Linked DNA regions of Homo sapiens: region 2 is linked to region 1. The links are chromatin contacts, found by Hi-C or POLR2A ChIA-PET in ENCODE. All regions are on one chromosome and are shown on one strand. Each heading gives the region's core, a stretch centred on a gene start or an enhancer-like site at or near the end of the contact. The rest is flanking DNA. Distances are from core to core; before and after follow the strand shown. Region 1 overlaps LANCL2 (LanC like glutathione S-transferase 2). Region 2 overlaps VOPP1 (VOPP1 WW domain binding protein).

Region 1 (5,954 bases), core at 1,410-3,909:
TCATCTAGGTTTTCTTTTACACATGAATATAAACCCTGTTAACACACACAATCACACACATACACACACACAGACTTGCAGCACTAATGACAGTGGTGATGAGTGGTAAAATACAGAGACTTTATTTTGTAAAAACAATCATTCTAAAAGGTTTTTAGTGTACAGTCAAATGGCCTTACCAAAGCAAGACCCAAAACCTGACAGGGAAACCTGGCTCCCCACACAGGGGACGGCCGTGACGGCGGAAGCACTGACCTTGTACGCCTGCATGAGCATGTGGATGACCCCCGGGGCGCCGTGGCACCAGTGCACCAGCCGGTCTGTTTCATTGCTTAATGATGATGGGTAATTCCCAGATCGGAATTTTTTGTGGCGCACATAATCAATACTGGGTTTCACCATTTCTGTCAAGGTTTCTTGGTCCACTTTTGCTGCCGGCTTTAAACAAACAAAAATGAAACACAAATTATTTTCTCTGAAGTTATTTCTTTTACATTGTATCATGGCTAACAAAACATCAATTACCTGGAAAACAAAAAAAGCACATAAAATTAGAATTCATTCAACTATCTGGTTATTTAAGACTTAGGCAAAACTTGTTTCAACTGTTTGAAATCTTAGTGTTATAGTGTATTTTGTCTCTTCTTTGGTGGATTAGGACTACACTCCTAAGAGAGTAGTAAAGGAAATGATTAAATGGCAAGTGAACCTAGGAGTAGATAGGTTTTGTTTTGTTGCTTTGCTTTGTTAAAATACCAATACTTGATTTCCTTCCATGGGGCTCACACCTCCTAAAAAGCCAGGTACCCCTCTTCTCCCAAATCTATATACTGGCTTTGTTACTTGGCCAAATTATTTAACCTCAGTTTCTTTATCTCTAAAATAGAATAATCATAGCACTCAACTCCTAAGGTGTTTGTAAGAAAAAAATGCATGCCTCACCCCTTCATCCAACAATTTGTGGCAATACTGCCTTTTACGAACTGAAAGCACTCATTAAATGTTACCTACTAGAATTTATTACTGAGTTTGTGTGTTAAAGTTTTACTACAGGGACTAAGACTAAAAACATAGTTGGAAAATATTTGCTAATTTTGAGGCACTGTTTTTTTAAAAGGACTTAAATAAAAACATTCAAAGAGTCTCAAGTTACTGTACAGCTTCCCATGAAAAAACCTGGTGAGAAGAGTCAGATGGCAAAGCTGGGCTAAGTGAGCATCTTAGGGTGGCATGCCAGCCCACACGCCATCTTAGGGTGACATGTTAATGCCACACAATGTCTTTGGGGTGACATGTTAATGCCACAAAATGACTTTAGGGTGACATGTTAATGCCACACAATGCCTTCAGAGTGACATGTTAACATCACACAACATCTCAGGGTGACATGTCACCACATGACATCCTTAGAATGACAGTGCCACAGAACATCTTAGGGTGACATGTTAACACCTCACATCTTTAGGGTGACACATTAGCACATGACATCCTTAGAGTGACATGTTAATGCCACACAATGTCTTTAGGGTGACACATTCACAACACACGACATCTTTAGAGTGACAGGTTAGCACCACACAAACGTCTTAGGGTGACATATTAGCACCACAGAACGTCTCAGGGTGACATGTTAACACCACACAATGTCTTTAAAGTGACATGTTAGCACCACATAAATCCGCATATTGCTAAAGTCTGAGATAGAGAACCCGCCTCTGGCCACTGATTTTTCACTTGGCTTTAATTGCACATGTCAGGGGTGACGTAAAGTACTCTCAAAACTGAAATAAAATATTGCATTGCTTTAAATTCTCATCATTCCATAAGCACCAAAGTTTACAACATGACATCTCCTACAGAATGAAATAAAAACCTCATTTCTTCAACAAAAAGTTAATTTTATTAAAAATGAAGGAAAGCTAATTTAAGGAATATCAATACTTCTAAATTTCATTGAAATAAAACTATACTTAGTAGAAAATCTTTAGGTGTTTTTCCTGATACACACTTAGAGAATATATTAGCTTTTTAAAAACTATAGGTCATTAAGTTTATTTCCAAAAGGCTACATGGTACTTTTAAAATTACTTTCTTACAGGTAATCAATACAGAACCACTTTAAAATGTCAAAAAATGTTGAGGAGCTTATCTCAAAGACCAACAGACCATGTCGTTCCTAGGACACAACTGAGTTCCTTTTTGTTGTGGTGGTTGTTAGCTGCTTATTCATATTACCACAGTATTTCTAAACAATCCATGCATGGCTGTGCCCTGAGTTACTGATTCTAGGTTTCCCCTTGTGGCAGATGAGGGACACTTTCCTTCCTCTGATCTTCCCAAGAGAATTTCACTCTGGTCACCATTTTTAGTTTCACTCTGGTCACCATCCATAATCCTGTGTTCTTTACAGACTATACTATGCAAATATTGTTTGCTCCTGAAACAGGAAATACACTGAATTACAGATATTCTTTTACACCTTTTAGTTTTTCCTGGAGTAACTTTCTCACATTTTATTTGCTTAGTTTTCTTTAAACCAGTACCTAAGCTTTTTCATACCCACCAACAGCTCTGTAAAAAGTCTCTCGATAAGATTTTCCACATGGTCAAATCTACTATGACTTTGCTTTCCCTGGAGGCGACTCTCCATAATTGGCTGCTTTCCAGGTCTTCTGTGACACTGCTGTCCTGGGACTTGCACCTGTCAACTTCCTGGGGATTCTGCTCCCCTGTCTTGTATGGGAGCCCCTCTTCCCTGGATCTGATCCTCCTTCTTAGAGTACTCCCTTGTTGTGGTAGACACCACACTCCAGTAGCTTCCTGAGATGAAGTACAGGGAAATTAAATTTGGGGGACAGGATGTTTTAAACAGTCTTTGCTCTACTCCACATTTAATTGGTAACTTTCTGGGCAGAATGCAACGTTAGAAATCATTTTTACTCAAAACTTGGAAGTTGGCCGGGCACGGTGGCTCACGCCTGTAATCCCAGCACTTTGGGAGGCCGAGGCGGGTGGATCATGAGGTCAGATCGAGACCGTCCTGGCTAATACGGTGAAACCCCATCTCCACTAAAAAATACAAAAAAAAAATTAGCCGGGCATGGTGGCAGGTGCCTGTAGTCCCAGCTACTCAGGAGTTGAGGCAGGAGAATGGCATGAACCCGGGAGGCAGAGCTTGCAGTGAGCCGAGTTCGCGCCAGTGCACTCCAGCCTGGGCAACAGAGCAAGACTCCGTCTCAAAAAAAAAAAAAACTTGGAAATCATTTCCATTTATCTTTTAGCTTCAATGAAACTGTTGCAAAGTCCAATGTCATTTTTGGACTTTGTACATAACCTGTTTTTTTCTTTTCTTTTTTTTTTTTTTTGAGACAGAGTTTCACTGTCGCCCAGGCTGGAGTGCAGTGGCACGATCTCGGCTCACTGCAACCTCCACCTCCTGGGTTCAAGCAATTCTCCTGCCTCAGCCTCCCGAGTAGCTGGGACTACAGGCGCATGCCACTACACCCAGCTATTTCCCGTCTAATGTTTTAAGCATTGTCTCTTTATCCCTTTATCTTAAGCTTTCACAATAACGGGCATGATGTGGATTTGTCTGTCTGCACTCATTGTGTAGGAAACTGGTAGGTCTTTCCAATATGCAACTATGTCCCTCATTTCTTTTTTTTTCTTTTTTTTTGAGACAGGGTCTCATACTGTTACCCAGGCTGGAGTGCAGTGGCGTGATCTCGACTCACTGCAATCTCTCCCTCCCGGGTTCGAGCGATTCTCCTGCCTCAGCCTCCCAAGCAGCTGGGATTGCAGGTGCCCGCTATGAGGCCCAGGTAATTTTTTGTATTTTTTTAGTAGAGACGGGGTTTCACTGTGTTGGCCAGGCTGGTCTCAAACTCCTGACCTCAGTGATCCGCCCACCTCGGCCTCCCAAAGTGCTGGGATTACAGGCATGAGCCACTGCGCCCAGCCTATGTCCCTCATTTCTAGAGCATATTTTTGTGTTATTTTCCTCCCTCCTATTGTGTGTTCTCCCTCACTAGGTCTCCCACTAGTCACATGCTGAACCTCCTGGATTAATCCTCTTTCTTACGTTTTCCTCTCCCATTGTCTATTTCTGCCTGCTTTCTAAGATATGTGACTTTGCTTCCCATTTTCATGAACTTATTAAAAATTCAGCTATTATATATTTTATTTTCAAGAGCTCTCTTTTTCCCTCAAATGTTTGTTTCTTGGATGCAACAGCTTCTCTTATTTCCCTGAGGATATTAATTATGAATTATTATTTATTCGAAGCTTTCTTCCACTTCCTGCTTTCTCTTTGTTTTTATTTCTACTTGTTCAGGTCTCCATCTTTCAAGCTGGGGCTTTTCTGCCATGTCCGCTCATCGGCTACTGGTCTGTGCTCACGCATAAGGCACAGCTCCTCGCTGTCCTCAGTGCACCGGAGGGGCTGCGGAACGGTGGGAATCACTGTGGAGTGGCTGGATGGGGGATTGCCAGGGGTCTCCAAAGAAGTAGACCAACGGGATGTGTAAAAGTAGAGAAAGAGATTCACTCCAAGGAACTGGCTGCAGAGGCTTCATGAGTCCACAAACTGCCTGGGGTGGCCAGCAAGCTGGAGACTCAGGAAGGAGCTGCAGCTGGAGTCTGAAAGCAGAGTGCTGGAGAATCCTCTCTTGCCTGGGGGTCCAGCATTTTGTTCTAGTCAGACCTTCAACTGATTGACAAGGCCCACTCACATCCTATGGGGCAGCTGGCTTCACTCAAAGTCCACCAACTTAAATGTAAATCTCATTCAAAAACGCCCTCAAAGAAACATCCAGAATGTCTGACCACATGTCTGGGCACCAGGGCTCAGTCAAGTTGACACATAAAATTAACCATCATGGATGGCAGACTAACTTTTTAATGGGGGCTTTCAAATACCTGTACTTATGAAACTTTTATCTGAGCTACTTGTTTCTTCGGAAAAGTGACTTCAAGCCCCGAGTGGGGTGGAGGTGGTGCTGCCCCTTGGGGTGAGGGAGAGGTGACGGTGCCTGAGGCTGGCGGTGACAGAGAGGCAGTCTCACCCTGGACCATGGACACTCACTCTCGCCCCCTATTTTTAGTTCTGTGCTTCACTCCAACTCTCTTCTACATCTGGCTTTCCTGAATTGAAAAGAGCCTAGTCAGTTTTTCCAGACCTAACTCCTTTTGTCTCCAGCACGAGTTGAAGGATAGGCAGTTCCCTCCCTGTGCTGGGTGCAGGTGCTCACAGAGGTCCAACCACTGCACATGCTCAAAGAAGCCTCCTGTGCCAGAGAGTCCCCCAAGCCCACGTATGGCAATGCCTACTGGGGACATGGCACTTTCCCCTCCTGAGTTCTGGGGTTCTGTAGAACAAACTGACTTGCTTCTCGTGGGCACCGTCCCCCTCGGGCACTGACGCCATCTTTCATCCCAGCAGGTCAGCTGTCATTCTTTTGCCTGCTTCAGTTCACAGGTTTGCAGCTGGAGCTCCAGATGTCCCCTAGCTTCATCAAAGAACTTCGGTTTCTGTTTTGTTGTTTTTCTGGTTGTTCTGAGATTATTTTCAAGAGGCGAACTGTTTTTATTCTGCTATCATGAAAGTGGAGTTCTTTTTAAGTGATATTTTAAGAGTTTTTGCATATATTGTTCTGATAGCCTTCCAACGACACCCTCCAGTTGAAACTACCACTTTTACATGACTAAACTACTAGACAATGAGAAATAAGAACCAAATTCTAAGCCCCCAACTCACTGAGCAGACCCTTTCTTGGCCAAGGAAGCCTGAGGCAACCTTGAAGCTAAGCTCCCAGTCATGACAGGCTAAGAGGTGGGGCTCACCCTGCTCTGCCCGTCCCCTGCTGACCCCATGAGGCTTTCTGCCCTAAGGGCTAAGCGGGAACCAGATCTTTCAGCCGACTCTGCACTGCCAGCGACAACCACCTGACTGCTCC
Region 2 (5,954 bases), core at 1,432-3,931, 120 kb before region 1:
TCTTGGACTCACCATCTGCATTGCGTTTCTCGTCAGAAAATGTCTGGCCCCTCCCCAAAGCCCCTTCCTTAATCCTCTCAGCCTCTCAGACATGACTTGAAGTCTCAGGTTTTGTGGCCAGGGAGGCCCCACCTTCCCCTGGTGGTGCCTCAAGAGCTCTGCGTTTCATGCGGTCTGGCTGCCATTCTGTTCACTGTCTCTTGCATTTGTGGGCACTTACATTGAATGCCCTGTTGAGTGAGGCTGGGTGCCCACCTCAACCAGACTGGGTACGGTGCGCCCTTCCGTGTGGCAGATGCGCTGCCTGAGCCAGGATCAGCACGCCGCCCCTGTGGTCACGCTCCGTGCCTGGGCCAGTGCTCCTTGGTGTGAACACGAGTTGTTTTTATATCAGTGTCATTGTTCAGTCCTGCCACGTGCCATGTGCTCTGCCCTCATTCTCTCCCGTCTTCCTCTTGGAAAATGTTTTGAGAGACACAATGAAGTTCTCTTTGTCCCCATCAGCATATTGTGCTCCTAAGTTCTCTATCCTCATGGTGGTAAATCTTGCCTGAGTTTGTTTTTTTGTTTGAGACAGAGTGTCACTCTCACCCAGGCTGCAGAGCAGTGGTGCAATCTCGGCTCACTGCAACCTCTGCCTCCAGGGTTCAAGCAATTCCCCTGCCTCAACCTCCCGAGTAGCTGGGACTACAGGCGCCCGCCACCACACCGGGCTAATTTTTGTATTTTTAGTAGAGACGGGGTTTCACCATGTTGGCCAGGTTGGTCTTAGACTCCTGACCTCAGGTGATCTGCCTGCCTTGGCCTCCCGAAGTGCTGGGATTACAGGCGTGAGCCACCACGCCCGGCCTTGCTTGAGTTTTAATCAGCCTATGTATCCTGGCAGTCAGGGCCAGTCTCCATACTTCAGGGTGTATAGTCAAATCCAAGTACAACTTTTGAGCAGGCAGAGAAGGAAGTGGATATGTGAGCGTTTCCACCAAAGGTTTCCTGAACGCTTGGCCTGGGTCAGGCACTGGGGCCAACAGGGTGGCCGAGGCAGGGCCCTTACTCCTCAGGAGCTCCTGAAGACCCAACCCTGCAGGAGGAGCCAGGGCCCTGAGTGCATGATCCTTGCTTGGCACAGAGTGTGGGTCAGGTGTAGGAAAGAGTCGGTCGTCATCAAGGAAAGAACACTGTCTTTGGAGATAGTCTCAGACCTGCGGTAAGTTGATGTCTGCCTGCCCAGCCTCTGCACAGAGGGACAGTGCCCCAACTGCATCCTGGGATGGCAGACACAGTGCTGAGCATGTCTGCTGGTTGAGGGCAGCCCACTCCTTCCCATGGTCTCATTAGGACCAAATAAGTTCACGGAAGGGAAGATTCCTTGTAAGCTGAAGTGCTGAGAGTTAAATTTAATCAGAGCCCCAAGGGGGAAAACTAACAACTCACCTTCTGGAAGTCTCGAAAATTTTCATCCAAGTGACACTGAGGCTGAGGCTCCGTTGGTGGAAACTCTGAAGAAGTGTTTTCCAGATGGAAGTGAATAGACCTAGGGTTCTCTAGAGGTGCATGGATGGAAATGGCTGCGGGGCGGGGGACTGGGAGGAGCGGCAGAGACAGGAAGAGCCAATGGCATGTGGGGGCGGCCAGGCCAGAAGGACACTCCCTGGGGTCTGTACTTCACCCTCAGTGAGGCAGCAGGGTTTCCAGGGGGAGCCTGCCCCAGTGCCCTCTGAGCTCACTGAGCTTTGCCCTGATCAGTCAGCCCCACTCTTTTTGCTTGTTTGTGTAATGAAGCCCACTGAAGATAAAATTGCATTCAGAAGAAAGAAAATTATGACCTCAAGGGGAAGCAAAGAGAAACCCACAGTGAATGGGGAGCCCCTGGAGATTTTCTAGCAGGAGTTGGTGTGCTGTGTGCCCTCCTTTCCTATTCTCTATGACAGAGCCCTGCGTAGCCCCCTGAGCTTTGTCAAGGCTGCTGAGAGGTTTAGGGGCAGGTGCAGTGTCAGGAGTCCCCCAGCCAGGCCCTGGCACTAGAGGCCATGCGGCCAGACTTGGATGTGGCAGTGGTCTTGGGGCAGGTGCTGCAGGCTCTACCACTCTTCAACTGTGTCTTCCTGTTCTCCTCTTCTCCCATCAGCAAGCTCACCCCCTGGCTTTTGATGCCAGCCTCCTTTGTGGTGTGGCAGGAATGTCCTGGGAAGAGACAAGGCTTGACCACGTGGATGGAGTGGGAAGACAGGAGGCACTGGGGACAGCATGTGGCTGGGGTGAGCTAGTGGGCGGTGGTACTTTCCCCAAAGTCCAGAGCACTGGGTGGGAGCAGCGCTCAGCTGTAGGGATGTCTGGTGTGAGGTTCTTCTGGGCACCTGGCAGAGATCCCAGGTGGCAACTGGCAGAAGGTCCCCAGCTCAGAGTGGGCCCTGCATGGCGTTGTATGCTGGTGTTCTTTTGTGGGCAGGACACCTGCAAGAGGGCTACAGCTGGAGAAATGGGTGGGGAGGAGTGGCTGTTGACAGCTCCCTGGGCCCAGAGAGAATTGAGTCAGAATTGGGGAAATTGCAGAGCGAGCTCAAAAGCAGAAACCCAGTTGGGGGAAAGTACTGAGCCCAGGGCTCTAAATGACTAATGCAGAAATGATGTTAAGTTTACCTCCAGTCAGAGTGAAACTTTGGGCAGCCCCCGCTCCCTACACGCAGCTGCCCTTCAGGGGAAGTGAGAATTGGCCCAAGCCACAGGTGACCATGACAGGACCTTGCACTAGCTGAGACCCGAGGGTTTAGGAAATTATATGAGAAATGAAGCAAGAGATGATTATCTTTTGACAGCCAAGTCCCCAGATGGAATTTAGATATTTGAACTAGGCCTAAGGAATGTCTGTCTATTAAGTGTCTGTAGAAATTTCTGTCATCTGCTTGCACTTGCTGTTTTACTCTGCTACCATTCTTTTCTCTCTCCATCTCGTAAAAAAAAAAAAAAAGCTACATGAAATGATTTCCTTCACGGATTTTAACAAGCCAGGACACAGTGACAGCTATTAGAAATTATAGCTGACAGGGCTGGGAGACAGCTGTACAGTTTGCTGGTGACCTTGCACAAATGAGTTGTTTTGGGTGGAAAAGCTGTTGCTTATTTACAACACTGAGGCAGAGTTGTTGCTTTTGGATCTGAGTTTTGCCATCCTCCTTCCTGTGGGTGTTTTCACTCATCTACCTCCCTACCCACCCACCACACACTGGGTACGAGAAAAGGTAAGAAGAAAAGACTGGGAGGATCAGAGGATATGAAGGTCAGTCCCCAGACAACATCATCGAAGTTCACCCCATCACTATGTTGATGACTGAGGAGGGAAAGCCAGGTAGGGATTTAGGATTAACCTGAGTGCTGTTCTACATTCAGCCTCCCTTGCTAGTCTCCCTGATGGGGACTTTCCTTTGGTGGGTAGTATGAGGGGTTCTTTGAGTTAGCAGAGTCCCTTCCATCTGAAGAAGCTGAGGCTCAGGGGAGTTTCCAGGCAGTGAGACCCTAGGTCCGGAAGGTTCCCTGATGTGGTGTCCCACATAGCTGCTTCCTCTTTCGTGGTTAAAAGCAGATGGCAGACAGCACAGTCAACCACGGTCATCTCTGAGGCTGACTCAGAGCAGGCAGGTGTTTTTTTGTTTTTGTTTTTTTTTCTTGGCACAGGGAAATCTAAATGAGAGAAGAAATATTTATAAGTGATGGCTCTGGAAGCTGCTTGTGGGTGGACAGTGATGCCCTTCCTGAGTGGGGAAGGCAGGGGCATTTCTGCTGCTGTCCTTGGGCACTGCCTTTCAAGAGCACCACACTGCCCCTTGCATGCACCCACAGACAACACTGAGTGACCGGCCTCCATCCTCACTGGTCTGACCTGGAGGCAGCTGACTGAACCAGCTTTTAGGAGGCACTCATGTGAGTTTGTGTTAAACAGAAATGATTGAGTTGATTGGGTTCAGGAGAGAGACAGAACTGGCATCAAAATCACCTTCCTGGCACATATGTTCTCAGTCCTCCTGGTTTTAGCTTAGGCCTCCACACTGCCAGAGACTCCCTGAAGATTTTCTGATACACAGATGCTGCTTTGGGGCAGCACGTGGAACTGACTCTCTTTCTCCCCAAATTTGCTGTAACAGCTTAGTCCCTTAACATTTATAACCAATCAATTCATGACAAGAAATAGAAAGTCTTCTAAGCACAAGAAATTGCTTTTTGACTCCAGGTTAAATATTACCAGATTTAATGAAAATGCATATTACTAGAATTGAGGGGGTGTGAAATTTGGTAGTAGTGAAAAGGAATGAGAGGAGTACACGTGGCAGTGCTTCCCAGTACCTTCCTGGGAAGAGAATGCTGACAGGGTGTGCCAGAAGCCATGAAAACTTCCATGGAAAGGGGAGGAGCCTCCCTCAGATTGCTTTGAGCTGTATTTTTCCACACCAGGGTATCATTTCCAAGCTGGTGGTTGTAACTAGTGTAGTTTCTAAACTTCTGTTTTTTGTTTGTTTGTTTTTCTGGTTCATTTTGGATCACAGGTTCCATATTCTCACTCTCCATAGAGACACAAAAGTACGTTGTAGAGAATGTTAACTGCATCTTTAGGTTGAGCTTTACTTGACCATGATTCTCAAGAATAAACCGACACAGCACACAATGTAACGACTTAGCAGGAGGCTCTTAGAATAGTGGGCATGCGCCAGGTGGTTCGCATACACTGTTTCATGTAAACCTCAAGGCAAGACAGAAATACCTCTCTCCAGTCTGTAGACAAAGAACCAAAGCTTAGAGACCTTCGGTGACCTGACCATGGTTGGGTCACTGTTCAGGCACAGAAGCAGGCATGCGGCAGGTGCTGTGTGTGTTTATTCTAGTAAGTCACATTGTCTTTAAATGTGGGTGGCACCATCATTTATTCAGCCTTTAGTCAGACTTTAGTCACATCTCAGCTTTTCAATTTCTTGTGCTCTTTACAGTTAGAATCTAGACTTACAGAAATATATGTCATCAGAGAATCCAACACACTTTTCTTCTAAAATAGAAGTCAAATAGGTAGGGTAGTACACAACCCAAATGCAAAAATCCTTATGCATTTTTTGGCATTTTGCCCTTGAAGCTGCTCCACTTATTAATCTTTCTGGGCATTTCTGTCTGCAAAAGGTAAGAAGTTGATATTTTCTCTTAAGTGTGGTGGTTGAGTTTTGGATCTGCTGGCCAAGATTTAGGCCCAACTGGAGGAGAGTAGTCTTTTGGTACATATCTCAGTTATTTCATTTTGGGGGCATAGTAGTTGGAAACAACAAGCCTGTTACTCTTCTCAGACATGTATGAGATCATCAAAGCCGGGTGCCCAAATCATAGACTAGGAGGTGGCAGAGCTGATCTGTTGACTTTTTTTTCATAATGTTACTCTTGCACTCTGCAATTACATCAAAAAAAGATGACTTTTTCTGGGCGCGATGGCTCATGCCTGTAATCCTAGCACTTTGGGAGGCCGAGGTGGGCGGATCCCCTGAGGTCAGGGGTTTGAGACCAGCCTGGCCAACAGGGTGCAACCCCATCTCTACTAAAAATACAAAAAAATTAGTTGGGTGTGGTGGCGCGTGCCTGTAATCCCAGCTACTTGGGAGGCTGGGGCAAGAGAATCGCTTGAACCCAGGAGGCAGAGGTTGCAGTGAGCCAAGATCGCACCACTGCACTCCAGCATGGGCGACACAGCGAGACTCCCTCTCAAAAAAAAAAAAAAAAATTCTGGATTAGGCCTTTAAGGAGAGCATTCAAAGGTTTGGTCCTGTTCATTGCTTTTGTTGGAACTGAGCTGATAACAAAGGTTTATCATATTCATTTATTGCCAGCAGATAACAGTAGCACTGATATTTCTATCTGTTATCGCTGCTTTCAGGCTATTCTAATGAAGTCTCCCACTCATGAGTTTTTTGAATGAATGATGTTTTGTG

The links. A loop is a pair of places that touch in the nucleus more often than their neighbours do. ChIA-PET counts read pairs that join two places held with the same protein, here RNA polymerase II (POLR2A). Pooled maps may share reads with other maps.
Region 2: a pooled map shows a loop between it and region 1 (2.3-fold over the local background). The contact joins two enhancer-like sites. A Hi-C loop is called at or near these places in 5 of 50 pooled maps. POLR2A ChIA-PET finds 5 or more read pairs at or near these places in 9 of 52 experiments (AG04449, AG04450, GM12878 and 5 more).

Annotation. Positions count from the first base shown.
Region 1 is chr7:55,406,391-55,412,344 of GRCh38, reverse strand. It overlaps LANCL2 (LanC like glutathione S-transferase 2), which reads right to left. Exons shown (of 9, transcript NM_018697.4): 6 at 256-438. Among named protein-coding and RNA genes, the nearest start is that of LANCL2, 44 kb to the right of the region's middle. Within about 2 kb of position 2,659, at least 3 of the 41 ENCODE cell types and tissues checked have a DNase peak (open chromatin) inside an H3K27ac peak, as active enhancers do.
Region 2 is chr7:55,531,143-55,537,096 of GRCh38, reverse strand. All of the region lies in intron 1 of VOPP1 (VOPP1 WW domain binding protein), which reads left to right. Among named protein-coding and RNA genes, the nearest start is that of VOPP1, 38 kb to the left of the region's middle. RefSeq lists enhancers at 2,011-2,170, 2,191-2,800, 2,841-2,900, 3,241-3,310, 3,381-3,500 and 3 more. Within about 2 kb of position 2,681, at least 21 of the 41 ENCODE cell types and tissues checked have a DNase peak (open chromatin) inside an H3K27ac peak, as active enhancers do.